Regions from separate parts of the Homo sapiens genome. Here region 2 is linked to region 1. Evidence: read pairs that join two places in POLR2A ChIA-PET (ENCODE). Cell type or tissue: IMR-90. All regions are shown on one strand. Links, peaks and the distances in the headings refer to the core of each region. The heading gives the core; the rest is flanking DNA.

What was found. ChIA-PET counts read pairs that join two places held together with the same protein. Peaks named below come from ENCODE experiments on the same cell type or tissue, not always from the same donor. Only the 100,000 strongest peaks of a DNase experiment are listed, where the experiment ranks them.
Region 2: POLR2A ChIA-PET joins it to region 1 with 6 read pairs; 2 of 35 experiments call an interaction of 5 or more read pairs at or near these places.

The regions. Positions count from the first base shown.
Region 1 is chr10:44,687,080-44,702,814 of GRCh38, reverse strand. No RefSeq gene overlaps it. Among named protein-coding and RNA genes, the nearest start is that of TMEM72, 220 kb to the left of the region's middle. In IMR-90, for the core only: no CTCF peak of the experiment used is centred there; no DNase peak of the experiment used is centred there; H3K27ac peaks cover 188 bases.
Region 2 is chr10:44,744,475-44,760,209 of GRCh38, reverse strand. No RefSeq gene overlaps it. Among named protein-coding and RNA genes, the nearest start is that of TMEM72, 160 kb to the left of the region's middle. RefSeq lists silencers at 6,643-6,843, 6,803-7,003. In IMR-90, for the core only: no CTCF peak of the experiment used is centred there; DNase peaks (open chromatin) are centred at 3,839 and 7,209.

The DNA of each region.
Region 1 (15,735 bases), core at 3,225-11,224:
CAAAAAGTTGGATACACGCAGATATATTTGCCCAGACATATCATAGTTGAAATCTGAAAGCCATATATGAAGAGAAAACCTCAAAGGCATCAAGAGAAAAATGACTCATCATGCACAAAGGTACCCCAGTAAGATTAACAGCTGACTTCTTATCAGAAATAACAAAGAGCAGAAAACAGTGGGGTGATATATTCAAAGTGTCTAAAGGAAAAACAACATAAACAACAAAAATTCCCTCTGTCTTATACCCAGCAAAACCAAAAGCTATCTTTCAAAAATGATGTCCAAATAGACATTCTACAATAAACCAAAAGTGAGATAATTCATTGCTAGCAGGCTTTTCTTAAGCGTAATTCTTCAGACTGAATATAAGTGACACCAGACAGTAAATAAATTTCACATTTTAAAAAATGAATGCTGATAAAGGTAAATATAAAGACAATATAAGGATATATTTCCTTTTTAAAAACTGATTTTAAAAGTAATTGCATCAAATAATATGTATAAATTTATATAGTTCTTCCTATAATATATTGATGGTAACAGCCCAAAGAAGACAGTGGGAGCAAAACTGTATGGAGAAAGGAAACGATACTAGATGGTAACTCAAATCCACAGAAATAATTTAAGAGAGCCAAAAATGCAATTAAAATTTAATAAAACAAACTTTCTAAATGTATACTTTATCTCCTTGTTTTCTTTCAGCTTATTTAAAAGACATAAGATTACATAAAGTAACAATTATGGCAGTGTATTTTTGTGTTTGTTACCTGTATAGATGTTAGATGTGCAGTAATCATAACCAAAAATAGTAGCGGAGGGGGATGTGGCTACATATGAATACAACTTTTATATATTACTGGAATTAAGCTAATACATATTTGAAGCAGACTCTGATAAGTTAAGATGTATATTGTAGGCCCTAGAGCAACTATTAAGAAAATAACTGAAAGATATAATAAAATCTCATTATTGGAATTAGTTATAATAGATACTACAAAAAGAAGGTGGTAAATGAAAAACAGGGGTCTTTAAAAATCATGTGGCATATGCTACACTTGATGGTAGTCAAAAGGTCAAGAAGCAATTCATGTGACATATAGAAAATGAAAAGCTAAATGGCAGAGGTAAATCCAACCATATCACTAATACAATATTAAATATGAATGGATTAAACAATCCAACAAAAAGGAAGAGATTTTGACACTGGATTAAAAAAATTAAACCAAGACACAAGTATATGCTGTCTACAGAGAGGCACTTAGATTCAATAATACAAACAAGTTAAAGTAAAAGGATAGAAGAGTATGTAGAATGCAAATAGCAAACATGAAAGAGCCAGAGTGGTTATAATAATATCAGAGAGGATAGACCTTAAAATTAAAAAGTTACTAGAGATACAGCATGGCAGGGATACTGACAAAAGTTCAATCCCTCAGGAAGATACATATAATATAAATATATACACACCCAACAAAAGATCTACAAAATACATGAAGCAAAACTCGGCAGAATTTATGGAAAAATAAAAAATTCAACCATAATAATTTGAAACTTTAATATCCCACTTTGAATAATGAATAGAACAACTAGTGATGATAAACAAGGGTACAGAAGACTTGAACAACTATAAAACAACTAGGTCCTGCAGACATGTATAAAACCCTCTACCTGATGAGAGCAGAATACACTTTCTTCTCAAGCTCTCATGGACCATTCTCCTGCATGTGGAGCCATAAAATCAGCCTCGATAAGTTAAAAAAATTGAGATCATGCAAAGCATTCTCTCAGACTGTAGTGAAATAAAATTAGAAATCAACAAGAGAAGGAAATTTGGGAAATTTTATAACATGTAGGATTAAACAGCACACTCTCAAAATAACCAGTTTGTCAAATAAGTCACAAAGGAAGTTAGAAAAGCCCTGAGCTGGTAAGTTGGTAAATCCTTGTCCAATGAGAGGAATCCTTTAAAGGCTCAATGGAGGAATGGGAAACAGGTCTTACCCCAGGAAAGCAAATGCATCAGAATAGAACAGAAAGGGGTCTCCCTGGGGCTCATACTGGGCAACTGCACATGTTCCTGGTTTGTGCAAAGAGCTGTCTTCAGAAAAATGGTGGAAAGAGAGGAACAGGAACAGGACTTCAGGAGAAGTTTGCACACAGCAAAACCATCCCTGTGGAAGTGGTAGGCAGGTAACCCGGCTCCTACCATACTTCCTCCTGCCTCCTCCCCTGGGGCTGGCTCTGTAAAGAGTCTCTTCTAAGCCACCAACCTGAGCTCATGTATGACTTCTCCTGCCTTTAATTTCATACAAATGTACAACTTTGTTGGCTTTTCTCAAGTCAAGTTACATCTTCTGTTATCAATGGGAAACAATGTGCCTTTTCTGTAGCTAACTGATGCAAATCTAGCTCAGAATGGGGGTGGGAGATGGGGAGACAGGTGCTGGGCACAGTTAAGGGCAGCCCAGCTATCTAGAACCTTTCTCTGGACTTCCTTCAGGGTTTTGCAGCCTTGGCACTATTGGCATCTAGGCAAGATAATTATTTGTTGCAGGAGGTCTTGCCTGTGCATTGCAGGATAGTTAGCATCATCCATGGTCTTTACCCACTACTTTCTAGCAGCACCCAAATTCCCCATTGTGACAACCAAAAAGGTCTCCAGACATGAACACATGTTTCCTTGGGGGCAAGATTGCCCCCAGGTGAAGAGCACTGGCGGCTTTACTGTCAGACTAACCTGGGTTCAATTCCCTCAGCACCCCTCAGCAGCAGCATGTTCCTGAGTCTGTTTCCCCCTCTGTAGAGTAATAATGTTACTGTTGACCTCCTTGTGTTGTCTGGTGATGAAATGAGTAAGTATATGTGAAGCACCCCATTCATGAAGGCACTTGGGGTGCCTCCCGTTACCTCACCCCCCACTCTGCATCACAGCCACCTCTATTCCCCTGATCTATTCCCCCAGACCTGCCTACTCCAGCCTTTCCTAGGCAGCCTGGACATTGGGCTGGGAATCTTGGGGTCATGAAATGTACGAGCTGGAAGGAGTTACGCAGGGTTCATCTAGGTAACTCCTTTATTGTTCAGGTGGAGACAGGAATCCGAGGAGGGAGCAACCATTCCACCTACAGGACAGTGCAGGGCAGACAAAGTTTGTCAACAGCTTCCTGCTGTCTGGATGGGAGTCTCTTTGACTCAGTCCTCTCCTTTTTTATACCGAGCATCCCACTGTATTCTCCCAGGAGCCCTGAGCTGTAAGGAAACAGAGTAGGGATGAATGTCGCTATTTTATAGGGGAGGAAACCGTGGCCCAGAGAACTCAGGCCATCTCTCTAAATCACACAACCGGTTAGTGACAGAACCAGGACAAAACTCAACTCTACTGGCCCCTAACTCTATTCCCTTTCCTGTATACCTGCAGAAAGAAGAAGTGTCAATTTTAAGCCTGAGGCAGGGCATGTACGAGAGAGACATTGGATCAGACAGCCTTATCATAAAATAATAATTCTGCAACACTTGCTCATTAGAATCATCAAGGTAGATGAAAACAAAAAAAAGAACACCTACAGTAGTTTATCCATATACTAGAATGTTCCATGCTGGGAATCTAGATGTGCAGCAGAGACAGGTACTTCTGGTGAAGACACCTCTGCCTGCATATGCAGGTAGCCCTTGAACATCACACAGAGAGAGTGTTCACCCCAGGGCTCTCATGGAGGGAAGCCTGCCAGTACCTGCACGCCCGCCTCCTCTGGATCTCTCTTTCCTGGCAGAAGTGATAGGCAGTAACAGTGACTGGGCCCCAGAGCTCCCCTCTCACACAGTTACTGGGTATAAGAACTAGTGAAAGCTCAGGAAAATAATTTTCTTTCTACCCCAAACAATCTTTGTAAGAAAATGAATTGCCATATGCAATTGATGTTTTTAAATATCTTTTTATTGTTTGGGTTGAATTTTTTTTCCTTTTGAATGCAGGGTCTTAAGTAATGAAAGAGTGAAAGTTAATTTTCCTCTTCTTCCCATGGGATGTTCAGTGAGGCTTTGAATTCAGGTCCTGGACTCCTTTTCCCCAATCCAAGTTAGCAGTTTTTGCACTTGGAAGATGTGGGAACATGGGGCCACATTCCCCCAAGAAATAGACGAGCTGCTTCCAAGGCTGGATGCCTCCCCAAACATCCAACTTCTCGCTGGTTCTGCAGGCAAGCTCCATGTGCTCCCACCCTGCGGTTTCAGTCCGTTACATTTTCTGTTCGATCTGTGTAAGCATTTGGATCAGTGGCTGCTTACCCAAAAGAATGTGTCTGAATGGTCTCAAAAGTGGAAAAAATGAAAGATTTTGTGCTTCAAGGATAAAAGATAGATGTGGCAAACCATGGGAGGGAGTTGGACTCCAAAAGATGAAGGACAAAGGGACTGCCAGTTCAAAATATCAGGGCCAGGAACTTAGATGTCTGGACACTGAGCCCTGCAGTGTTGTTAAGAGAGCAGCCACTGAGGCTGGCCTGGCAGGTGACCAGTGAAGGGGATCTACACCGGAGAACCAGACATGAGCATCTCTATGGCAGAGGAATGAATGGTTGACCAGAAAGTAGAGGTCCATCCCCAAACAATGCCAGGGAGGATAGAGTGATCTTACCAACAAAATGACCAAGACTAAGGGATCTCCCAGATTCAACTGGACATAGGCAATTATACAAAAATTATGGTTTCTTATGGCTAAGTGTCAGACAGCAATTCCTATGGTTCATCACATAAAACCACAAAACCATTCCCAGCATTTTGCCAATACTTTTATTTTATTTAATTATTTTTAGACAGAGTCTCACTCTGTTGCCCAGGCTGGAGTGCAGTGGTGTGATCTCTGCTCACTGCAACCTCCGCCTCCCAGGCTCAAGCGATTCTCCTGCCTCAGCCTCCCGAGTAGCTGGGATGCCCGGCCACCATGCCTGGCTAACTTTTTTGTGTTTTTAGTAGAGACAGGGTTTCACCATGTTGGCCAGGCTGGTTTCGAACTCCTGACCTCAAGTGATCCACCCACCTTGGCCTCCCAAAGTGCTAGGATTACAGGTGTGAGCCACTACACCCGGCTGTTTTACCAAGACTTTTGACCCATGTTATTTCATTTGATCTCAAACATAGCTGGCTTCCTTGCAGTCAGGGAGTGCCTGTCATCTTAATGGGGGAGAAGCTGGATCCTGAGAACGATCAGGTAAGTACCTAGAGTTCTCATTTTTATTCTCATTTTACAAGTGAGAATTCTGACACTCAGGCAAAGTGACTTATCCAAAATCAAACAGCTCGTAAATGCTGAGGTTTGAAACCAAATCCAGTTGCTTTCCAAACCTGCTAAACAAATGCAGAAAATAACCATCTCCTACTTAAGGCTTCAGTTCAGCATTCATCAAAAGGCTGTGGGCTTGAGTCCAAACAAGCCCACTGATTTGCTCTGTGAGTTTGGGTCCAGCATATCCCTTCCATTAGAAAGGGCAGGCAAAGTGCTTACTTGTTTACAACGTGTCCACAGCAGGGAACATGGGAAGTGGTCAGAGAGCAAGCTTTGGTGGTGTGGAATCTTAGCTCTGTCACTTATTAACCATGCACTTTTCAGCACATTTTTCAAAATTTCAGAGATTCTGTTTCCTCAGCTGTAAAGGGCTCTAATAATACAATCTTATTAGTCTGCTATAAATATTATAAACAATGCTTTACAGCAGTTGGGACCCAGTACACACTCATTAAATAGCCTTATAGAAAGTAGTTGTTTTGTAACTTGAAGCCAGGAGCAGGGATAGTTTTCTAATTTTATTTTTTCCAGAAAGAGTTGGTAGCTCTTGGTTGTCAGTCGGACCATTGTAGAGCTCAGTCATTACATGTAGTCAAAGAAGAGGATCTGCGATGCATCCAGGGCCTGGGTCTCTGTGAAGCCACAGAAGGGGATTCTAAGTGAACCTGGGGACTGTTAACATTGACACCCGCTGAGGGATGTCCTCTGTGGTGAGCAAGCCTATTTAGAATGACGAAACCCGCAAAGCTTTGTTCGGCCCACAGTGCTTCATTAGGAAGAAAACATGACGACTTCATTTGAATGGAGGCTAATGGCTAACAGATGGTCTGGCAAGGCAAAGACCACAAAACACTGTCTCCAAAAATGTAGTTAGGTTTTGTAAACCCTGAATTCTGTTTTCACTTTACTCTCCAGTTTCTGTGAGTGTGAGCTGGGACCGAGGAAGATGGCTGAAAGGAAACAGAGCATGACCAGGGAATGTGTTTATGCTTCTGCAAAACTAAGTTATTTCCACTAGCTGCCCCCAGCAAGATAAAAATGAGATGTATGAGAAGAGAAAGAGGGCCAGGACACGGCCTTTGAAACTAATCTAAGAGGTATCTCTGTGGGGTGGGCTCTTGAAATCACTTCTGCTACAAGGTGATGACCCAATGAGAAAGAAAGGGAACACTTACTAAGCTAGTGTCTAAATACTCACTGTGCTAGATTTCACACACACAAACACACACACACAAACAAAACAAACAAAAATTTTATAATGTCAACCTCCTTCCAATCACACACACACACAATTTTGTCATGTCAACCTCTCTCCAATCTCTCACACACACACACATATCCCCAATTTTGTAATGTCAACCTCCTTCCCATTAGGGTAAATTCAGGCAATAGAGGGTTTTTGTTTGTTTGTTTTCCATTTTATTTGTTTTTTTGTTTTCAGCTTTTTTTTTTTTTTTGCAGGCACCAAAATACTGTTGAGCTCTGGGGCCAATCCTACTGGTTTGGAGGTAAACAGGGTTTAGAGCCTAGGAAATAAACAAAAATGACAGAAGACAGTGCACTCTGAGACTCCTAAATCTTCATAAAATTAATTATGGCTCAATTGCTTGAAAACTCATAAGTAAATGCAATTTTGTTTCTGGATTGATTGATGTAGCGACAAAACAGAGATAGCATAATGGGAACTGAATGTAGCAGCATAACAGTTTGTATTTATGGCATTGGCAGAAATTGTGGGGAGGGATTTGACTTCCACAGGCTGTGGAATTGAGGTTTTAAATTAAGTAGAATAAAGCTGACATATTTTATTTCATTAAAATTGACAAAAATACATATCTTGACTATTGTGAGTAATGTGGCAATAAACAATAAATGGGGTTAGAGATTATTAGTCCTATGTTATTAAGAAACTGAAGATTAAAAGAGTAAAAGAAAATAGAGTAAGTGGGAGAATCAGTATTTGAATCCAATTATTTTTCATTAGAAAATTTATGACTCACCAGAGCCACCAAACTACCTACTTTATTGGTTGGGAAAATTGCCGCATTGGAAGAGACATGACCACATGTGTGTAGTTTGTCCACATTATAGAAGATACCAAAACTGATTTGGTCTACCTCCTAAGCTGCTTTCCTTTGAATGCATTTTAAAAATTAACAAATATCTTAAAAAAATAACTCTGACATGTACCCATTGTAAAAATAAAACTAAAATAAACTTAAAAGCACAAAAATAAATGTTAAAAAATGCATCATGCAAAATCCCACACAGAGACAGTATTGTTATCAAAGTTTGATGAATTTCATTAATGTCCTTTTCTTATACAAACTAGATACTGATAAGCTATCAATCTAAATTAGCTGTATAGATAGGATTTTATAACACTGATATAAAAGTTAAAGCCAGAGCAATTAGTCAAGATAAATAAATAAATGAAAAAGGAGAAGTCAAAATGTCCCTGTTTGCAGATAACATAATCTTACATATTGAAAAGCCTAAAGACTACCGAAAAACTCTAAGGACTCATAAACGAATTCAGTAAAGTTGCAGGACACAACATTAACGTACAAAAATCAGTATCATTTCCATACCCAAATAACAATTTCTTTCATGAAAAAGAAATCAAGAGGGTAATCCCACTTACAATAGTTACCCCAAAATGGCTATTATCAAAAACACAAAAAATAACAAATGCTGGTGAGAATACAGAGAAAGGGGACCCCTATACACTACTGGTGGGAGCCTAAACTCATACAGCCCCTACCACAGAAAACAGTATGGAAGTCCTTCAAAAAACTACAAATAGAACTACCACATGATCCAGCAATCCCACTACTGAGAATTTATCTGAAGGAGGGAAATCGTTATATCTGAGAGGCATCTGCACCCCCAAGTTTATTGCCTCATTATTCACAATAGTCAAGATATGGAATCAACCTAGGTGTCCAACAACAGATGAATTGATAAAGAAAATGAGATGTATATACACTATGGAATACTATTCAGCCATTAAAAATAAAATCCTGACATTTGAGGCAACATGGATGGAATGGGAGGACATTATGTTGGGTAAAAAAAAACCAGGAACAAAAAAATTAAACTTCGCATGTTCTCACTCAGATGTGGCAGTTAAAAAAAGTAGATTTCATAGAAGCAAAAAGTAGAACAGAGCATACTAGAGGCTGGGAAGGAGAGGGAGACAGGGAGAGATTTATTAAATGATACAAAAATACAGTTATGTAAGAGGAATACGTTCTAGTGTTTTATACCACTGTAGGATGACTAGACTTATCAATAGTACACTATAAAGCTTCAAATAGCTAGAAAGAGGATAGTGATGTTCCTAGCACAAAGAAATGATAAAGGTTTGAGATGATACGTATGTTAATTACCCTGATCTAACAACTGTACATTATTATGTATTAAAACATCATTATGTACCCCATGAACATGTGCAATTATTGTCAATTAAAAGATAAAATAAAAATTTAAAAATACTTTAAATATATTAATTATGAAAATATAGATTAATCTGAGATTTAATGCAATTTTGTTAAAAAGCCCAAACAGAATTTATTACAGATTTGATAAGCTCCTTCTGAAATTTATAGACAAGAGCATATAGTGAAGAGAATAAAGTAAAAAATGTACTTTACCAAAAATAAAGACTTCTTTTTTTTAATTATACTTTAAATTTTAGGGTACATGTGCACAACGTGCAGGTTAGTGACATATGTATACATGTGCCATGTTGGTGTGCTGCACCCATTAACTCGTCATTTAACATTAGGTATATCTCCTAATGCTATCCCTCCCCCCTGCTCCCACCCCACAACAGGCCCCAGTGTGTGATGTTCCCGTTTCTGTGTCTATGTGTTCTCATTGTTCAATTCCCACCTATGAGTGAGAACATGCGGTGTTTGGTTTTCTGTCCTTGCAATAGTTTGCTGAGAATGATGGTTTCCAGCTTCATCCATGTCCCTACAAAGGACATGAACCCATCATTTTTTATGGCTGCATAGTATTCCATAGTGTATATGTGCCACATTTTCTTAATCCAGTCTATCATTGTTGGACATTTGGGTTGGTTCCAAGTCTTTGCTATTGGGAATAGTGCCGCAATAAACATACGTGTGCATGTGTCTTTATAGCAGCATGATTTATAATCCTTTGGGTATATACCCAGTAATGGGATTGCTGGGTCAGCCCCATGGTATTTCTAGTTCTAGATCCCTGAGGAATCGCCACACTGACTTCCACAATGGTTGAACTAGTTTACAGTCCCACCAACAGTGTAAAAGTGTTCCTATTTCTCCACATCCTCTCCAGCACTTTTTGTTTCCTGACTTTTCAATGATCGCCATTCTAACTGGGGTGAGATGGTATCTCATTGTGGTTTTGATTTGCATTTCTCTGATGGCCAGTGATGATGAGAATTTTTTCATATGTCTGTTGGCTGCATAAATGTCTTCTTTTGAGAAGTATCTGTTCGTATCCTTTGCCCACTTTTTGATAGGGTTGTTTGTTTTTTTCTTGTAAATTTGTTTGAGTTCATTGTAGATTCTGGATATTAGCCCTTTGTCAGATGAGTAGATTGCAAAAATTTTCTCCTATTCTGTAGGTTGCCTGTTCACTCTGATGGTAGTTTCTTTTGCTGTGCATAAGCTCTTTAGTTTAATTAGATCCCATTTGTCAATTTTGGCTTTTGTTGCCATTGCTTTTGGTGCTTTAGACATGAAGTCCTTGCCCATGCCTATGTCCTGAATGCTAATGCCTAGGTTTTCTTCTAGGGTTTTTATGGTTTTAGGTCTAACATTTAAGTCTTTAATCCATTTTGAATTAATTTTTGTATAAGGTGTAAGGAAGGGATCCAGTTTCAGCTTTCTACATATGGCTAGCCAGTTTTCCCAGCACCATTTATGAAATAGGGAATCATTTCCCCATTTCTTGTTGTTGTCAGGTTTGTCAAAGATCAGATGGTTGTAGATATGTGGCATTATTTCTGAGGCCTCTGTTCTGTTCCATTGGTCTATATCTCTGTTTTGGTACCAGTATCATGCTGTTTTGGTTACTGTAGCCTTGTAGTATAGTTTGAAGTCAGGTAGCATGATGCCTCCAGCTTTGTTCTTTTGGCTTAGGATTGACTTGGCAATGTGGGCTCTTTTTTGGTTCCATGTGAAATTTAAAGTAGTTTTTTCCAGTTCCGTGACGAAAGTCATTGGTAGCTTGATGGGGATGGCATTAAATCTATAAATGACCTAAGGCAGTATGGCCATTTTCACGATATTTATTCTTCCTACCCATGAGCATGGAATGTTCTTCCATTTGTTTGTATCCTCTTTTATTTCATTGAGCAGTGGTTTGTATTTCTCCTTGAAGAGGTCCTTCACGTCCCTTGTAAGTTGGATTCCTAGGTATTTTATTTTCTTTGAAGCAATTGTAAATGGGAGTTCACTCATGATTTGGCTCTCTGTTTGTCTGTTATTGGTGTATAAGAATGCTTGTGATTTTTGTACATTGATTTTGTATCCTGAGACTTTGCTGAAGTTGCCTATCAGCTTAAGGAGATTTTGGGCTGAGACAATGGGGTTTTCTAGATATACAATCATATCATCTGCAAACAGGGACAATTTGACTTCCTCTTTTCCTAATTGAATACCCTTTATTTCCTTCTCCTGCCTGATTGCCCTGGCCAGAACTTCCAACACTGTGTTGAATAGGAGTGGTGAGAGAGGGCATCCCTGTCTTGTGCCAGTTTTCAAAGGGAATGCTTCCAGTTTTTGCCCATTCAGTATGATATTGGCTGTGGGTTTGTAAGACTTCTAAAGAATTTAGCAAAATAGAGACCATGCCAATTTGGTCCAGAATTTTATACACAAACACAGAATGACTTATCCGTAAGGAAGAAATAAAACTAGAACCCACGTCATGCTGTATGCAGTAGTCACTTCCAAGTGGATTAAAACTTAAATAATTTGTTTAAAAGTAGTTTCAATTTGGAAGAAAATATGGGTGACTATATTTAACACCTGAGGTAGAGGGGGAAGGATTTCTTTTAGAAAACCACGAAGTTACAAGCCATCAAGGGAAATTTAGTAAATTTGCCTATGTTGTAATTGAAAACAGGTGAGACTTCTTGCTATGGCAAAGAGAATGGCAAATGTTTTGCCCCCAAAACCAAGTTTACAACTGAACAAAATTGTCAGAAACAAACATTTCAGGCCTCTGGAGGGTGACCAAAGCAAAAAACAAATGGAAAGATATTTTTAAATGAAGATGTGCTGGAACTTCTGCTAAAAGTGGTGGGAGGGTTGGATGCAATGGCTCACACCTGTAATCCCAGCACTTTAGGAGGCCGAGGCGGTGGATTGCTTGAGGTCAAGAGTTCGAGATCAGCCTGACCAACATGGTGAAACCCCGTCTCTACTAAAAATACACAAATTAGCCAGACCTGGTGGTGGGTGCCTGTAATCCCAGCTACTCAGGAGGCTGAGGCAGGATAATCACTTGAACCTGGGAGGTGGAGGTTGCAGTGAGCTGAGATCGTGACACTGCACTCCAGCCTGGGCAACAGAGCAAGACTCTGTCTGGAAAAAAACAAAACAAACAAACCAAAAAACCGAGTGGGAGTCTGAGGCTGCTTGCCAGGGTCTGCTCCCATTCCCTCTACCCCTAGCTCAGTTGCAGCAGTTTTACCAGGGTAGGGTTGGCCATGGAAACCAGCAATTTCGCTGCCAGAGGCAGCTCACTAAATTTGGAGTAGAGGGTGAAAACTCATGGCTGATGGTGTTTTCGGTAAAATTAGAAAACTAACTAGGAAAAAAGTGGGGGAAAACTTGTAACTCTGCTAGCCTAAGGTTGTTACTCTTGGTTGCAATGAGTGTCAAACCAGCCTGAAATTTAAGGGGAATACCTTAAAAATTAGAGAGTCATAGAAGGGTTAGATAAGCTCTATACACATCCTTGAAAGACTAGAAAACTATGCATGCACATGGGAGACCCTAGAGGGTCCAGGAGGATGTAAAAACTGGGGCAAAAGCCTGAGAACTGCCTGAGCTTTGAATGTGCTGCCCTTCCCACCCACAGACCCATGTACAGAGGTTGGAAGCGTTACACTCTACATGTCTCTAGGCATTTGAGCACAGTCTCTTCTTAATCATTGCTGATCCTTAAGTTATTCAGGCAACCCATAGGAAGCCATCATTGGTCACACATTGTCAAGGAGTCGGATCTATAGGTAAGTCCAGGCAAGTAATTAATAATAAACAAAAAAAAAAAAAAACGGAAAACTCTCAGACCAAAAACTTTCAGAATCCAGAATTGCTACAATATATTATGTAAAAGCTCCAATTTTCAACAACAACAAAATTATAAGATGTGAAAAAACAAGAAAGTGTGTCCCATGCTGAGGAAAAATTAAAAAAAAAACAAAAGCAGTCATTAGCAACTGACTCCAAGTGGTCCCCCATATTGCTTTGGGCAGGCAGACTTTCAGCTGCTATATGATAAAAGACAAAATAAATTTATGTTTACATAATTAATGGAAAATATGATAATAATAACTGTATAAATTTGACATCTCCATAAAGAAAGACAAATTATAAAAAAGAAGCAAGTGGAAATTCTAATAACTGACATGAAAATTCACAAACTCTTTAAACAGGGTATCTCTGTAAAAGTATAAATTATGGAAAAAGAAAAAAGAAGCAAATGGAAATTCTAGTAGCTGACATGAGAAACTCACTAAATGGTTTCAAAAGAATATTTGAAGTGAACTTCATGATTGGTAAATAGAAATTATCTGATGTAAAAAGTGAAGAGAAAAATACAGAAGAAACATGGACAGAGATTCAGAAACTGTGGGACAGTGTCAAACACTCCCTCCAGGTACGCCCAGGACCCTCCTCAGCACTCCTGAAAGGAGGCCCTCTCCCTGCCTATGGTAGTGGCATCCACCAGGGGTGGCTAATGCCTTCCAGACCAATCCTACTGCAATTCCTCCATCCTTTTGTGGGTGTAGCAGGCGGTTTCTCATGAATCACAAACTGCAGTGTTGAACTTTATATAAAGGAACATTCTGTGGGAATCCTTTTCAAGGGTATTTACCTACTTCTATTCCCTTTTCTTTGCCCTAGGTTAGGCAAGATGAGGTGTACTAAAGCATTGTGTGTTTTTTATTGGGTATTTGCCATTGATCTGTCCTTTCCCGGTGCTTTAAGAAAAGAGGGTGGAAAGAAAAGGCCACTTTACCATAAAGCCATCTATGAGCAGGTCTGAAATGGCAATGATTGGGAAAGGACTCCCATGAGGGAAAATAAACTGCTTTTTCTCTTCCTTTCTTAAGATAAATGCAGCTTTTCTGTTTTACTATAGGGCTTACTTTTCTAAGCTCTTAGATCACCAGCAGAGAATAAAATATTCAGAGAATTAAAATATTTAAAAATATACAAGTTTTGTTACTCAACATAAAATGGATAATATTTATTTTTTAGGTAGAACATATTGGATTATTGTGCAAGTAGCATTATAACAGAGCTTAAGGTTTTTTCTAAAATAGGGAATATTTTTTCTATCATGTCATGTAAGAAAGCACCAAACTAACTTTATTACAAAGTTTGTTATGGTAAAATTCTTTAGTCCCCAGATGGGAGTTTCACTTGAATGTAAAGAATAGCATTGTTTATTTTAAAAACCCACCATTTCACACCTATAAGAATGACAAAAATATTTCAAAGCCTGACAATGCCAAGTATTGGCAAATAAGTGTAGAAGGGAACAGTCACACCCTAATATAGAACTATAAACGATTATAACAATTTGGAAAACAATATGGCAATATCTAATAAATGAGAAAGCTAACTCATGGCTGTCAGCTTACCAATTCCTCTGCTGTTTACATAACTTGGAAAAACATCTGTATACATATTTAATTGAAACAAAAAAGACTGGCACATCAACAAGATAAATTATAATTAAATTTTGGTGGACTCTTAAATACAATGGTTCCCAGCAATGAAAACAAATGATTTAGATCTATGATTATCAACAACCATAAATCTCATAATCATTCTAGGGAGTAATAAAAGCAGGTTGCAAAAATGTATGTATAGAATGATTCTGTTTAAAAATATACGAAACAAGATTATACATTCTGGAGACAAATACACATATGCGGTAAAATGTAAAAGAATAAAATGAAGGATAAATGCTATATTCAGAGCAGCAGTCACCTCTGGGAGAAGACAAGGATGTTTTCACAAAAGGACTCAATAATAATAGCAGTTTTATTTTTTAACCTGAATGATTAATATATAAATGTTTATTTTTGTTAATCTTTACATGTTTTGCAAGCCTGAAACACTTTATAAAATTTTTATAAAAGAAAACTCTTATTCAGTCCAATCACTAGGCCAATTTGAAACAATGTTACTAAAAATATTAATAAAGCTACAGTTTATGTATAACATTGAAAGTACCGAGAACCCCAAAGTCTTAATGAACATCAAAAAATAAATAATTTCTAACATAGGGGTGTTAACATAGGGCCAAACACAGGACTATCTTTTTACTTTGTTATTTCATAGCATAGGGGCTTCAGCTGATAAACAGAAATTCCCGTCATTCTCTTTCAGGACATCACTTCCCAGAACTTCTGTGAGAGACTGTAGGGATATTGGTGTTTTTATTTAAACATTCACTGTTACACTACGAAATATTTTCTATATCCTGTAACAATATCATTTGTCATTTTATTAACCAGTGGTACTATTGAAGTCTTGAAAACAATGTGCTAAAAAATAGTAAATTTGGAATAGAATCTAACTGTAATTTATTAAGGAGATTAAGAATTGCAGTGATACTATTAAGATGGTATGCCTCAAATATTAGAGATAATGAGAAAATAAACACTAGCATAAATGTATCATTCAGTTTACTAAATAGAATAGCACAGAATCATTAAGTTACAATATATACCTTAAGTCATGTGGCTATCCCTCCCTGGCACCCCGTGACACACACACACGTTGATGACATTTGGGGCATAAAAGATGTGGCAACCCCAGACCTTCATTCCAATAAAGCAAAAAGTGGACGAAGAAGCGTGGGGGCTGAGCCCTTTGGATGAGGTATGCATTCATTCATCATGCTGTCTACCAATTTCTACTGCTTATCAGGGAATCTTGAACTTCAGCTTCAATGAGAATTTCCTGTAGAGCTTGTTAAAACACAGATTGTGGGATCCCACCCCAGATTTTTGTTTCAATAGGCCAGGGACAGAGCTTGAGAACTGGTATTTCTAACACGTTCCCAGGTGCTGCTCGTCCTTGTGAGCAATTGCTCATAGCAGTCTTTTACACTCATCTACCTTTCCTGCCTTTCATCTTCCTTTCCTACACTATCTTTCTTGACATTCAGTTTGTGGCTCCTTGTCCAGATCATACAGTAAATAA
Region 2 (15,735 bases), core at 3,426-11,425, 57 kb before region 1:
TTGATCACTGCTGAAAGAGCTGACTTGCATGGCACTCCCATGCTTGCTGGAGCCCTTGGCTTCTAGGGCTTCTCTATGGAAGCTGGGAAAGGATGTTGGGCTGAGCACTTTGTCTTGTCCCTCCATACCACTTATTGCCCACTTATAGCAACAGAATTCTAGACACCAGTTTCATTAAAATGAGCATGCCGATGTCTCCGAATTGGTCAAAATATCAGAATGTGCTTTGGGTCTATGCACACCAGCAATTAGAATGAGAATTTTGTGTCTGCTGCTGTTCAAACTCTCTGTAGCAAATGCTATCTGCAATTATGCACAGTTCAGCATTCAAAGTTGACTGTGGGATGTTATCCTGTCTCCTTGTATCTTCTGTTCTAGCTGTTAACATTGTGTGTTCATTATTAAAGAAAGAGTTATTGAAATATCAGAGGACAACTGACATTTGCATGCTGCAGAATGAACATGGGATGAGCATGGGAATGAGGAACAAAATATGCCCTGTTGACTTGCTGTGTGTCAAGACTGGCCGTGTGGTGAAGTGCACGTCACTGAAGCCCTTTCAGCCTTGCTGTCTATGTCTGTGCAATTGAAATCACAGCACTGATTTCAGCCTAACATGAAGGACTGATGGAGACTGTGAGTGAGGACGCACTCTGAAATAGACAAATGGAACAGAATAGAGAATTCAGAAATAGACTCACACAAATATGCCCAGCTGACTTCTGATAAAGGTGGAAGAGCAACTCATTGGAGGAAAAAAGTAAATACTGTCAATTGTGCAGAGCAACAGGGGATCCAGAGGAGGCATCTGAACCGCAGCTCCATACTGAGAGGACTGAAGACACCCTTGGTGGCCAGCGCCACTGGAGGATACTCCAAGAAAGTAAGTAGCCAGAAACATAAAAAGAAACGAGATCCTGAAAACAGGAAGTCAAACCCAGAGAGGCTGTAAGTAAATCTGAGGATGACAGCTCTGCAGCTTATCAAGAGAACAACCTTTGAGATTGTAGCAGCGAATCAGAAGACTCCAAGAAGGAAATCTCGGGGGGAAAAACAGCATTTCATGCCATTGCTGTTATATTGAGGTTTTGGAGGAACTCGAGGATGTATTGAAGGCACAGTATTTTTTTTTGACAATAGCAACAAGAAAGGCAATTAAAACTCCAAGAAAGTGCTGAAAACAGTGGCCCAAATAAAAGCAACACCTTATTTTAAGCAATTGATGCAGAATGAGAAAACAATATATTTTATCTGAACACTATGAACATTTGTCATCCAGGGATTATATCATGCACCCATACAGAGATATAATTCTGGCAGACTACTTTACCATGAAATGTACAATATTTTCAGTCATAACAATGTTAATATTATTACTTAACTTTTAAAATTTTGAATCCAACCATAGAGAAAGTATGGAAGACATAATTATGATTGCAAAACAGACTAAGATTGTTAAAACCACAACAAAAAGTAAAACTGACAGAAGGCAAAAGGTAGAAATGAGAGAGAGAAATATTTTCATCTTTCATGAGGGAAACCTAATGAAAATACAAGGAGTGGAGGTAGCCATATGTCCTTTAAATTAACGAATAAAACCATAGAACAAGGAAGAGATCATCTGTAGGTGAGTGGTTCCAAGCCCATACTCTGGTGCCAGCCAGCGTGGGTTCAAATCCCAGCCCTGGCACCTACTTGCTTCATTGCCTTGAGCAACTTAATTAAGCTCTCTGTTGCTTTTCCTCCTCATCTATAAAGGATAATTAGCAATAGCATCTACCTCGAGGTTGTTACGAAGATGAAATGAGTTAACATTTGTAAAGTTCTCAGATAGGGCTTGCAATCGTGAGCACTACGTAAGTGGCTGATAAATAAGCTGTGACATTTTGGAAAAGGCTTGCGCCGGGAGAGTCAGGAGTGCTGTGTTCAGGGAGCTGAGTCCTCACACACCTCGTAGGCACTGGCCTGGAGCTGGGGAACGAGGCATGGAAATATTTTCATGTTCTTAGATTTATGAAGAGATACACTAAGCACAGAAAAAGCTAAAGACGACAGCCTTAAGAAAAAGGACTGGGCAGGGGGACGGGATGGGGTGTGAGACTGTCTCTTTTTTGTTTAAAACATACACACACACACACACGTACACACACATATACATATGCACACACACATACACACATATATACACATGCACACACACGTATACACATGCACACACACCCACACACACATACACACACATGCACATACACATTGACAAGCACCAGGCAAAGGCCAGGACCAAGGCCTGGCAGATTTAACCCCTAAGGACAAGGAATTGTTTTCAGGTAAAGACTGCTCATTACTCGCATGAACAGCAGAAGGAAGAGCAGCCAAAGGTGTCAGTTCCTTGTGCCTAACCCAGGAGACACTGAGACAGAAGTGATCAGATGACAGCAGCCTGAATGACCAGATTCCTTGGCTGAGGAGCCAGGCCCAGACTACAGCTGAGGGCTTCCAGGCTGCAGCTGTGCCCTGAGGGGGTGGGGGCTAAGGCCTCCCACTTCATCAGAACTAGGGAGAGGACAAGAAACAGTCTCATGGCAGCCTCCAGGGAAGACAGGAAGGTGAGAGGGGGATGAGGGGAGATGGGGAGGGGAGATGTGGAGGTGAGAGGAGAGACAGGAGGAGAAGGAGGTGAGAGGGGGATGGGGGAGATGGAGGTGAGAGGGGGATGGGGGAGATGGAGGTGAGAGGGGGTTGGGAGAGATGGGGGGTGAGAGGAGAAACGGGAAAGATGGAGCTTAGGGGAGATGGGAGAGATGGAGTTGAGGGGATGGGAGAGATGGGAGGTGAGAGGGGATGGGGAAATGGGAGTGAGAGGGGGATGGGAGAGATGGAGGTGACGGGGGGTGGGGGAGATGGGGGTGAAAGGAGGATGGGGGACATGGGGGTGAGAGGAGAAATGGGGGAGATGGAGGTGAGAGGGGGATGGGAGAGATGGGAGTTGAGGGGGGACGGGAGAGATGAGGGTGAGAGGAGAAACGGGAAAGATGGAGGTTAGAGGGGATGGGAGAGATGGGAGGTGAGAGGGAATGGGGGGAGATGAGGAGGTGAGAAGGGGATGGGAGAGATGGGGATGGAGGGGATAGGGAGATGGGAGGTGAGTGGGATTGGGGAGATGGGGAGGTGAGAGGGGGATGGGAGAAATGGGGAGGTGAGAAGGGGATGGGAGAGATGGCGAAGTGAGAAGAGACACAGGGGAGATAGGGAGATGACAAGGTGTTCTGCCAAGACTTAGTTCAGCAGTTCAAACCTTACCTGTGTGTGTGGCTTATGTGGATGTATGCAAGGGTGCCATGGTTGTAATACACACACACATACACACACATATATATATACACACACACACACCCCACACATACACATGCATGCACATATACAAAAAACATGATTATGATTGAAAATATTGTTGAACTCATGGTCAAGTAGTCTTCCAAACACATGTATGTGTGTGTGTGTGTATGGCACATGGCAGTGTCATAGAGTGTGTACAGGGGGTGCCTACACAGGGAGCCAAGTCACTCAGGTGAGCAAGGGTGCAGCCAGGCGACCCTTCGTAGGCAGGTACTTACAGGGCAAGCCAGTGCTTGAGACAGAGAAGGATTGACTTCCTCCTATCTTGACCACTTAGACAACTGTCTTCAGAGCTGAAATTTACACTGTAAGTTCAGGAAAAGTCCAGAGCTCTAGGATGTTTTGAAAATGAATAATGGGAATGACTAATCTAAACTGAAAATGAATAATGGAAATCACTAAATTAATCTGGCTCATTACAAAATTGCATTTTCCCCCTCTAAAGGGTCCCTGGGAGTGACTGCAGTGGGCGCAGTGGGTGAGTCAGCGGGGACCATTGGATGACTTATTCTTCCACACCCGCAAGACAAAGCTGTTTCCCACAGAACAAAAATTGGCGGGAGCTGACTCCGTTCAGGAGGGAGAAATGAGATATCAAAAGAAAACTCTCTGAATTCCAATTTTCCATTCCTAAAAATAGGATTAAAAATTGTACCCTGCTCATGTCACAGGGTTGCTCTGGAGAGCAAATGAGAGTCAAACTAATTCAGGGCTCCCCTGCCCTGCACCACCTGTCCACAGCCCACGCACCATTGCCAGAGGTGTCTCGGGAGACGGGGGCCGAGGGGGAGATGGGAGGTGAGAGGAGAGATTGGGGGCAGTGGGGAGGTGAGGGGGGATGGGAGGAGACGGGAGGTGAGGGAGGATGGGAAGAGTTGGGGAGATAGAGGAGAAGGGAAGGTGAGGGAGAGACGGCCTCGTAGCAGTTCTTCACAAAACTTCAATAACTGTGGGGTCCTGAGAAAATGGGATCCGCTATTAAAATGATATGGGAAGCAATGAAAAGGAGCCTAATCCAAGAGTATGAATGCTTTTCTTACTCTGGAGTCACTCTTTTCAATACGGAGAATATGTTCAGCTTCATGAGCTTCGTAAAGACCCATGTGGGAGTTAAGCTGCTGAGTCCAGTTAGGGGAAAAACCTTACATAAGTATCTTAGCCTTCCTAAGTCTTCATTTCCTCAAATGCAAAATGCGGTAGATGATACATTCTTTGTTGGCTTGTGAGGATTAAATGAAATAATGAACTTTAATGCTTGGCAGGTGCTTAGCACATGTCAGGCAACAATAAATGGAGCTATTAGAAGTACCAGTATTACAGGAAGAGAATTATTATTAGAAAATCGTTCCTAGAAGATAATTAGATTATTATTATTAGAAGTGCCAGTATTCCATATAATGACCCCCAATAAAGATGGTAATAGGGTCAGGTGCAGTGGCTCACACCTGTAGTCCCAGTACTGTCAGAGGCCAAGGCAGGCATATCACCTGAGGTCAGGAATTTGAGATCAGCCTGGCCAACGTGGTGAAACCCTGTTTCTACTAAAACTACAAAAATTAGCCAGGCTTGGTGGTGGCGTGCACCTATAATCCCAGCTACTCAGGAGGGCTGAGGTGGGAGAATTGCTTGAACCCAGGAGGTGGAGGTTGCAGTGAGCCAAGATTGGGCCACTGCCCTCCGGCCTGGGCAATAGAGCGAGACTCTGTTTCAAAGAAATAAAAAGAAAAAGATGGTATATGTGCCAAATTTTCTTTATCCAGTGTATCATTGATGGGCATTTGGGTTGGTTCCAAGTCTTCACTATTGTAAATAGTGCTGCAATAAACATACATGTGCATGTGTCTTCATAGCAGAATGATTTATAATTCTTTGGGTATATACCCAGTAATAGGATTGCTGGGTCAAATAGTATTTCTGGTTCTAGATCCTTGAGGAATCGCACACTGTCTTCCACAATGGTTGAACTAATTTACACTCCCACCAACAGTGTAAAAGGGTTCCTATTTCTCCACATCCTCTCCAGCATCTGTTGTTTCCTGACTTTTTAATGATTGCCATAGTAATTGGTGTGAGATTGTATCTCATTGTGGTTTTGATTTGCATATCTCTAATGACCAGTGATGATGAGCTTTTTTTCATATGTTTATTGGCTGCATAAATGTCTTCTTTTGAGAAGTGTCTGTTCATATCCTTTGCCCACTTTTTGATGGGGTTGTTTGTTTTTTTCTTGTAAATTTGGTACATATACACCATGGAATACTATGCAGCCATAAAAAAGAATGAATTCATGTCTTTTGCAGGGACGTAGATGAAGCTGAAAACTATTATTCTCAGCAAACTAACACAGGAACAGAAAAGCAAACACCGCATGTTCTCACTCATAAGTGGGAGTTGAACAATAAGAACACATGGACACAGGGAGGGGAACATCACAGACTGGGACCTGTCAGGGGGTGGGGGGCAAGGGGAGGGAGAGCATTAAGACAGATACCTAATGCATGCAGGGCTTAAAACCTAGATGACGGGTTGATGGGTGCAGCAAACCACAATGGCATATGTATACCTATGTAACAAATCTGCACGTTCTGCACATGAATCCCAGAACTTAATGTATAATAATAATTTTAAAAAAGATGGTAAAAGGTACATGAATCACCATGGACTGCACTGGGCAAGCCATTTTAGTGCTGCAAATACGCAGATACATTCCTCTCACATATGTACAGTGTTTTCTCCTCTACAGAGTGTGTCTTCACTCGAGCTCCACCAGTCCCCTGTGTCCAGGTGAGGCAGGCATTGTTGTTCTGGTTTCATTGACCCAGACCTGCACTTGGCCATATGGCCAGCAAAGGTGGGGCTGGTTCCTTCTCCTCAGCCTATGCTCATTCTGTAGAACACAAATGCCTGTTGTCCTCTGATATTTCACTAAAGTCTTCTCCATCTAAATCTTACTCTTCTTAGTCCTATGATCAAAGCACTTTGCTTCAGAGTTTTTCTTTTCATCATAGAATGTCAAATCTGGATGATGGCTTAAAAGCCAACTCTCCAAACCCCCTAACATACGCTGGAAACTGAGGTTCCTTCCTACACAGGGAGCTACTCAAAGTCACAAAGGTGGTAAATATTGATAGTAGAATCCTGACCGTCTGTGTTTTAAGGAAATGCCCTTTAAAATATACCCCATGGCTTCTCAGACCCATTGACTCATTTCTGTGTCTGTGTGTGTGTGAGCATGTTTTGCATACTATAATTGTAAATGCTATGGCTTCTGACATGTCATACCAATTTATCTGACCTTCCCAGCACCGTAGACCAGGGTGTCCTTACTGTGCATATCCAGTGCATCCAGCCTCCCTGGGAAAGTGGGTAGCCGACATGCTGTAATCTACTCACACACACAGGCAAGCTCTTGTGATAAAATGCACTCTAACCAGAGTCACTGAGCTATGTAGACTTCCACAATCATTAAAAAGGTGCAGCAGGAATTTTCTGTAGGCTCCTGCCAAATTGGCAGAGGACTAAAGGAGCTTGTCTAGCACAGATGCCCCAAACCCTAGATGTTGCTCCTCCAGGGAGCTGGAGACTATATTGGTGAAGTGAGAAATTTACCCCAATCATGTAAAGCAAATAGTGGCATCATCAACCCATCAACAGAAGTCAGCAGGCTCATGAGGAATGAAATATTGTTCAATTCACCAATCTAAACAACCTTGGCCATGGCTGGGCAGATTGTATAAACAACTATTAAAACCTCTCTCCTCCATGAAATATTCACCTATTGTCTGCTGCCAAAACCAATAAACTGCTTTCTTGGCTGAGTCACCCAAATATTTCCTTTGACAGCAGCAGCTTTCAACTCCAACTGCAAGGCCAAGTTGCATGACAAATATACCACGAGGCCTATATTTGGATAAGTATGTTTTCTACCAACCCATTAAAAACATACCCTGCTGTTATGGATGAAATGTCAATAGTCCTTGGAAAGCACAATGAAAAGAACATCGAAAGGAACCATGGATCATGTTTCCATGGCTCTGAAACCTGTAGGTAGATTTTGTTAAAAAAAAACTTCAATAGTGTTACAAAGCCATGAAAAAAGCCTTTCTTGTCCCTCCATGACTGCCCCTTCTGTGTCTACATAGGCATATATCATCTCATCTTTGAATTGTGTGCTGGAGACAGTGGCAAAGCCCACAGGACCTGACTCACAGATGTTTTTGAGGCCTGATGCCCTGTCTTGTAATGAGGGCCCTACATTGAAAATGGTCTGGAATTTATAGACTGCGAATTACCCAAGGTTCAGATGACATTGTTCAGATTCTCCTCAGAAGGGTTCGACACAGGTTGACAGAGTTCTAAAGGCATCATCTGTGGGTATGGCACATCTGCATTTCAGCACAATTAGACCCCCATGTACCTGAACCATGTAGAAAATGTCAAGCACAAATTCTCACAGTTATCATGACTAGGGCTGTCTCATCAGAATACAGAGGTAATGCTGAAATTATAAAGTTTAACATGTTAACCATAACCATTTTCTTTCAACTTCAGACAGGTAAATGAGACCAAGTTGTGCTGCATCATCTTTCTTGCATAAACCATACCTATAATAATGTGCAATTATTTAAAGCAGAACTCTTGCAAAGCAATGTAGGTACAGAATTTTGCTGAAGTTTTTGAAATAAACTTTTTTCAATACTTTGCTGTTGTTTCTCTCATTCCCAATTTGAGAAGAATTTCCTTAAAACTTGGCTGTATAGAGTTCTTCCAAAATATCCAGCTTAATTTCATTATATTCAACAGCTCTCTTTTCATACTGGTATATCAATTTAATAATACTTGATTATCACATAATAACATATAATTGAGGCAAACTCTTCTGGAAGGTGCAGAAATTTGTACACATGCTAATGAATGGTTTTCTAGTCCCAAGTTTTCTGCATTGCCGTATACGTTGTTCAATATATTTGAAGAGAGAATGGGAAACATTAATCAATTCAGCAGGTTGACTCAAGCATGAGTAAGGTAGCTTCCACTATGGTAGTGTTCATGAAAGAAAGAAAGAGAGAGAGAGAGAAAGAAAGAAAGAAAGAAAGAAAGAAAGAAAGAAAGAAAGAAAGAAAGAAAGAAAGAAAAAGAAACTGGGTGGACTGCTTTTCACTCTTTGCTTAAAAAAATTAATAGCATTTATTTTTTAGAGTAGTTTTAGCTTCACAGCAAAGTTGACTGGCAAGTACAGAGAGTTCCCACACACATTACCCCCGGCAACCCTCCAGCCTCCCTCACCATCAGCATTCTCTTCCAGAGGGCTCACTCATGACAATTGGTGAACCAACATCAATGCACCATTGTCACCCAGAGTCCATTAGACTTCACTGGTGTACATTCTATGGGTTTTAACAACACAGAATGTGATTTATCTACCACTATAGTATGAATATACCAGGATAGTTTTATTTCCCTAAATCCCATATGCTCTACCTAGTCATCCTTTTGTCTGCCCAGCCCTGGCAGTACCTGATCTTTTTAGTGCCTCTATGGTTTTGCCTTTTCCAGAATGTCAGATAGTTGGAATCATAGTGTATGAAGCCTTTTCAGATTGTCTACTTTCACTTCATAATATGCCTTTACACTTCTTCCATGTCTTTTGTGGCTGGATAGCTCATTTCTTTTTAGTCCTCAATAATAGCCCATCATATAAACGTACCACAGCATATTTATCTATTCACCTAGGACATCTTGGTTGATTTATACCTTTTTTAAATTAAAATTTTATTTTAAGATAATTGTAAATTCACACTCAGTTGTTAGAAATAACAGAGAGATCCCATGTACCCCCACAGTTTCCCCCAGTGGTGACCACTTGCAAAATTATAGTATAATGTCACAATCAGGTTATTGACATTGATACGACCCACTGATTTTATTCAAATGTCTCCAGTTTTCCTTGTGCTCATTTGTGGATGTACTTAGTTGTATCTAATTTTATTACATTTGTAATCACATGTATCCACTGTCACAGAAACTCCTGGACATCTCTGGCACCACGAAGATCACCTTGTGGCCCTTTTATAACCACACCCACCTGTGTCCCCTTTCCCTCCCCCCATTCATAATACCTGGGAACCACTCATTTGTTTTCCATTTCTATAATGTCATTTCAAAATATTATATACACAGGATCATACAATATGTGAGCTTTTGTTAATAATACCTTTATTGAGATATAATTCACTACAAAATTTAACCATTTAAAGTGTGTGATTCAGAGGTTTTTTGTGTATTCACATGAAACCAGGTTATTGACTTGTTTCTAAAATACTGTAAAATGTGAGACCTATATTTTTATATTACTTTTTTATCTATATGCAATGTGATTCTTGAAATATTTGGATATTAACAAATTACCACTATCTATTAATAATTACAAAATATTTAGATACCCCATATCCATTAGCTGTCACCCCTCCCTCCAGCCCTTGGCAGTGACCAATGAATGGCAGTAATGTGATAACTTGTGGGAGGGAGAAATTAGAAATATTCTGGTACTTGCACTGCATATGAAGCTCTATAGTGTGATCTGAAGGTAAACTTAGATTAGATATAGATGAATATTGGAAAACCTATGGCAATTACTATAAAATAAAAAATAGAATTATAATTCACACACTGAGAGGATATAAAATGGAATTATATAAAATGGCCAATTAAAACCAGAGAAAGCAGAAAAATTGGGGGAAAGAAAGCACAAATACAGTTATTAGAAAACAATTAAAAATTTGTTAATAATCCAAATATTTCAAGAATTGCATTGCATATAGAGAAAAAGTACTATAAAAATATAGGTCTCACATTTCACAGTATTTATAAAGAAGTAGACACATAAAAGAGAATCAAATGAAGAGACCTCTGCTGTGAAGCAAAAACGTGAAGCAGATAAGTCAGCTTAACTCCACCTATTGCCATAAAATATCATGGAAAGGCAACACATTAGCCCATTTACTATTATGACATTTTGGAGGGAACTAAATACGGGCCTAGGAAACAAGGTGAGTAGTAAGACCACACCGACCATCTTGGATGGGAAGGAGAGCAGGCAGGGGCCTCCAGTTTTGTTTAAAGGTGCCTGGACATTCCATTCTGTGGACTCTGCTCAGTCAGTCTAAGTAGTAAATCATGTGCTTACATGTCCATGTTGCCACACTTGTTCCGTTAGCTGCTGTGGAACCCTGCCCTGTGCCACCCTGCCTTGAGGTCTCCTGTGGAGCCACTTCCTTTCAGGCAGCCTCTTTCCTTTCCAGATCCCCGTTCTCTCTTGTGGCTTCCTTGGCCTCACATCCACAGTGAACAGTAGCCCAGCCTCAGCCTCGGTTCCTAGGACCTCAGCCTGGATTAAAGGCTGGCCCCACTTGGACAGTTTTGTGGAATGTCCTCTCAGCGCATTTACAATCAGAAGAGCTGTGGCTCCTGCATTTCCGACTATTGCACTTCTCTCAGATGGTCAAGGACGCGGTCCATGACCATAGCCGGAGGAGTCTGTCCCGAGAGGCATTCCAGTGAATGCTTAGGGGAAGAGCAGTCATTCACTGAGTGGAAACTGTTCATCTTAGCTCTTCCTAAGAGCCTTCAGCTGCTGGGGGCCATGTGTCCTTAAATAGCTGGCCAGAGGTTGCTACTCAGTTTTCACACCTGGATAATATGTTATTTAAAGATACAATACAGAAAAGTGAAGAAATGATTAATACACAAGTCAAGATAGTGCTTATGCCTTGTTGGGAAAAGGGATACCACTGGCACACTGGGGGCTTCTAAGGTACTCATAATGTTCTATTTCTTAACCTAAGTGGTGGCTTCATGGGTTTTGTAGTCGTGTTCTTAAAACATATATCTCCTGAGTGAGTGAACATAATTTAATAAAAAAAAAAAACTATATCTGGGAAGACAACCCAGATACTAGCTACTGGGCAAAACCAAGTTTTTCAGCTACCAAAGTAACCCCACTCTCCATTCTTAAGTAAAACTCACTCACCCTGGGCTCCCACACACCATTTATGTCTATTTCAACATCTCAAGGTATTCAGGGCTACTCTACCTCCTCTCTCACAACTGGCCCTGAGTTCCAGCCTCTGTTCTCCTTTTCTCACATCATGTTCATAGAGGCAGGAGGCAAAGGAATTCTAGGCAGACATGGGTGGGTCCCCAGTGAAACCCCATCTTCAAGCAAAAGTAGCCTGAAACCCATAGCCCAAAGTGAGAACTTCTATTTTTGTTTGCCTGCTCTCTCCTGATTGGTTCTTTCTGAATAATGTCTTTTTACCAGTCAAATGTTGCCTTTTCCAAAACTACCTACAGCCCACCCTGCCCCCATCCTGTGCCTATAAAGACCCCAGACTCAGTAGATAGAGAGGAGAGATGGCCTCACTTTGGGGAAGAGAGATGGCTTTACTTCAGGGAAAAGACAGTCGGACTTCAGGGAGAAGAGACCTGACTTTGGGGAAGACAATCTGCCCTTCCCATCCCCTTTCCAGCTCCCCTCTTTGCTGAAAGCCATTTCCATCATTTAATAAAATTATCTACCTTCACCATCCTTCAGGTGTCTGCATGACCTCATTCTTCTTGGATGCTGGACAAGAGCTCAGGACCCACTGAGGGCGGGTACACAAAAGGCTGTCACATCGGCCCTTTGCTCTCACTGGCAGAGGGAAGCCCCCTGGTGCAATGAGGCAACGGGCCAACTAAGCTGTTAACACACAGCCATCTGCAGATGGAGGAGCTAAGAGAGCACTGCAACACTCTCTCTGGGGCTTTGGGGTCACAGGCACCCCCACCTGGGTGCGGCCGTGGGCCCTGCATGGAGCTTGTTTCCACTGGTGCCTGGAGCAGCTGGCTGGATCTTGCACTCACTCGCTTTACATGCTTCCTCCTGCAAGTGGTTAAGTGCGGTGGGCTGAGTAAATGGGGCACCCTGTTGCGAATCCAATGAAGGGGCTGAGAAAAATCCTGCACCAATAAAATACTTTTATTTCCCCAGTGCCACCACATCCAGGCTGTATGTGAAGTGACTTTACCAAAGGAGGGGCGATAGTAAAGATTACAGCAGACAAAAGCACATTGAGCAATGGAAACTTGAACACTAGACTTCCCTGTTATTAGCAGTCCTGCAGACATTTTTCTCTGAGAAGTTTTGAGTGGTCTCCTAGGCTCTGCTGCCCACTATACTGATACTCTAAATACTGTGCTTGGTCTCCAAGACCTCCTTATCTGTGTCCCTTGTTGGTTGCTTTTGGCTCCAAAGAGCCTTGTTCATTACATGGACCAATCTGTCTAAACTCTCTGCCTGCAACCATATTCAGATGCAGCCATCCAGGGATTTAATGTGCTTCCCCACCGTAGGCAATCACTGCTTGTTTCTTTGTCAAATGCTTACCTCTCAAAACACATCCACTAAAGTGTATTCCTCAGTAACACAATCTGTCCCTGGGAAAAATTCTGCTGTTGGATATTAAAGGATACTTTTCTTCCCATATATATTTATGGTTGAGAAATGCAGTATTTATTTTGAGAATGGAGGGTTTGCGCAGTAGCAGTCTGAAGCTTTCTTAATTGGTTGTACAGCTCTGATTTAAAGAAGAGATCAGTTCATGATTCTTTGTGCACTGGGTGGGTTGTAATCAGAAAGAGAATTGATGCATAAGAAGAGGGGGACCTGGAACCAGACTGGAATTCAGATACTCCCTGGGGCCTCTTTAGCTCAGTGCTTTGTTAATGTTTTAAGGAAGTAAATAGTTAACACCAGAATCATAATTTGTGTATATAATATGTATTTTATTACAGTTTTGGGAACATATTCATGCTTAAATTAACTCTTTGGTAAATAGTAGATGGTTCATCTCAAAACATGCTTCTGTCTCCTTTTTCTTATGTGCTTTGTGGTTCTGTTCCTTAAATTGATATATTCTTGTTTCGTAAAATGCAGAAAAAAGTAAGGGATATAAAAATTTGTGATAATATTATCCAGGAAACTATATTGACTTCATACATTTTGTTGGTGCTATTTTTTATGCTTTTTTTTTTTTTTTCTTTTGAGACAGGGTCTCCTTCTGTCACCCAGGCTGGAATGCAGTGGCATGATCTTGGTTCACTGCAACCCCCGTCTCTCAGGTTCAAGCGATTTTCCTGCCTCAGCCTCCCGAGTAGCTGGGATTACAGGTGTATGACACCACGCCTGGCTAATTTTTGTATTTGTAGTAGAGATGGGGTTTCACTATGTTGGTCAGGCTGGTCTCGAACTACTGACCTCAGGTGATGTGCCTGCCTCCGCCTCCCAAAGTGCTGGGAATCACAGGCATAAGCCACCACACCCAGCCTATTTTTTATGTTAGTTTATGCCTTACTATATTTTTAAACTTAAGTTTTTATTGAGAATATGATCTTTAAGGGCTGTTTAACATTTCATTATGTTTCATAAAGTATTCTATTATAGATTTCATTACTTATTCCACTACTGTTTAAAATTTCTAAACCAAAATAAAATTCTAAGGACTCCCAGCCATCTAAATGGACTTCCTTCTCAGCCAGGGCTCTTTTAAATTTAACCTGCGAGACTGTTTCAGACCATGACGGGAAGTGGGAGTCAGACATGCCTCATTACACCTCCCTGGCATTAACATCAACACAGACTTCAAGTCTGATAAGAAACATGTAACAACCAATTCTCTTTGAAGCCTGCTACCTGGAGGCTTCATCTGCAAATAAGAACTTTGGTTTCTACAACCTCTTATCTTAACCCAAACACTCCTTTCTATTGATCCCAGGGCTTTAGATAAACTCAACCAACTGTCAACCAGAAAATTTTAAAATCTACCCATAAGCTGGAAGCACCCACCCCACAGCCCCCTTGATCTTTGAGTTTTCCTGCCTTTCTGGATCAAACCAATGTATTTCTTAAATATATTTGTATTTGATTGAAGTCTCATGTCTCTCTAAAGTGTATAAAACCAAGCTGCACCCCAACCACCTTGGGCACATGTTCTCAGGACCTCCTGAGAACTGTGTCACAGGCCTTGGTCACTCATCTGTCTCAGAATAAATCTCTTCTCACAGAGTTTGACTCTTTTCATTGACAATTTTTTTTTTTTAGACGGAGTCTCGCTCCGTCATCCAGGCTGGAGTGCAGTGGCATGATCTCGGCTCACTGCAAGCTCCGCCTCCCGGGTTCACGCCATTCTCCTGCCTCAGCCTCCCAAGTAGCTGGGACTACGGGCGCCCGCCACCACACCTAAGTTTTTGTATTTTTAGTGGAGACGGGGTTTCACTGTGTTAGCCAGGATGGTCTCGATCTCCTGACCTCGTGATCCGCCCGCCTCGGCCTCCCAAAGTGCTGGGATTACAGGCGTGAGCCACCGCGCCTAGCCTTGTTGACAAATTTAAATGGATAATTTCTGTTTGTTTTTGTTTGTTTTGTTTTGTTTTTTGAGACAGAGTCTCACTTGCAGTTGCCCAGGCTGGAGTGCAGTGGTTGGATCTCTGCTCAATGCAACCTCCACCTCCCAGGTTCAAGCGATTCGCCTGTCTCAGCCTCCCGAGTAGCTGGGATTACAGGCACCTGCCACCACGCCCGACTAATTTTTGTATTTTTAGTAGAAACTTAGTTTCACCATGTTGGCCAGTGCTGGGATTACAGGTGTGAGCCCCCACGCCTCTTTTTTTTTGGAGACGGAGTCTCGCTTTGTCGCCCAGGGTGGAGTGCAATGGCGTGATCTCTGCTCACTGCCACTTCCGCCTCCTGGGTTCAAGCCATTCTCCTGCCTCAGCCTCTGGAATAGCTAGGACTACAGGTGCACCCGCTGCTGCCCCCGGCTATTTTTTTTTGTATTATTTGGGATTTCACCATGTTGCCCAGGCTGGTCTCCAACTCCTGAGCTCAGGCAATCCGCCCGCCTCAGCCTCCCAAAGTGTTAGGGTTACAGGCATGTGTCACTGCGCCCGGCCGATACTTTTACACTATAATCAATTATATGATAAAAATATCCTTACAAATACGTATCTATGTCTGTAATAATAATCTTTCTTAAGACAAATTACTAAAAACAAAGCTACTGTATTAAAAAGTGAATGGTTTTAAAACTCATAATATAGATGATAATTTTTATTGTGAAAAAGTTATATTAATTAACACTTCCAGGCTAACTTTTAATGTATAATTCTGGGTAATTTGATTTGAGAAAATAGAATCAGGTTGCAGTTTTAATTTCCACTGCTTGGTTTACTAAGTTTTCCTGTGTGTGTGATAATAACTATTATTCATGTTCCTTACTTACTTGTTTAATGAGATTTCTC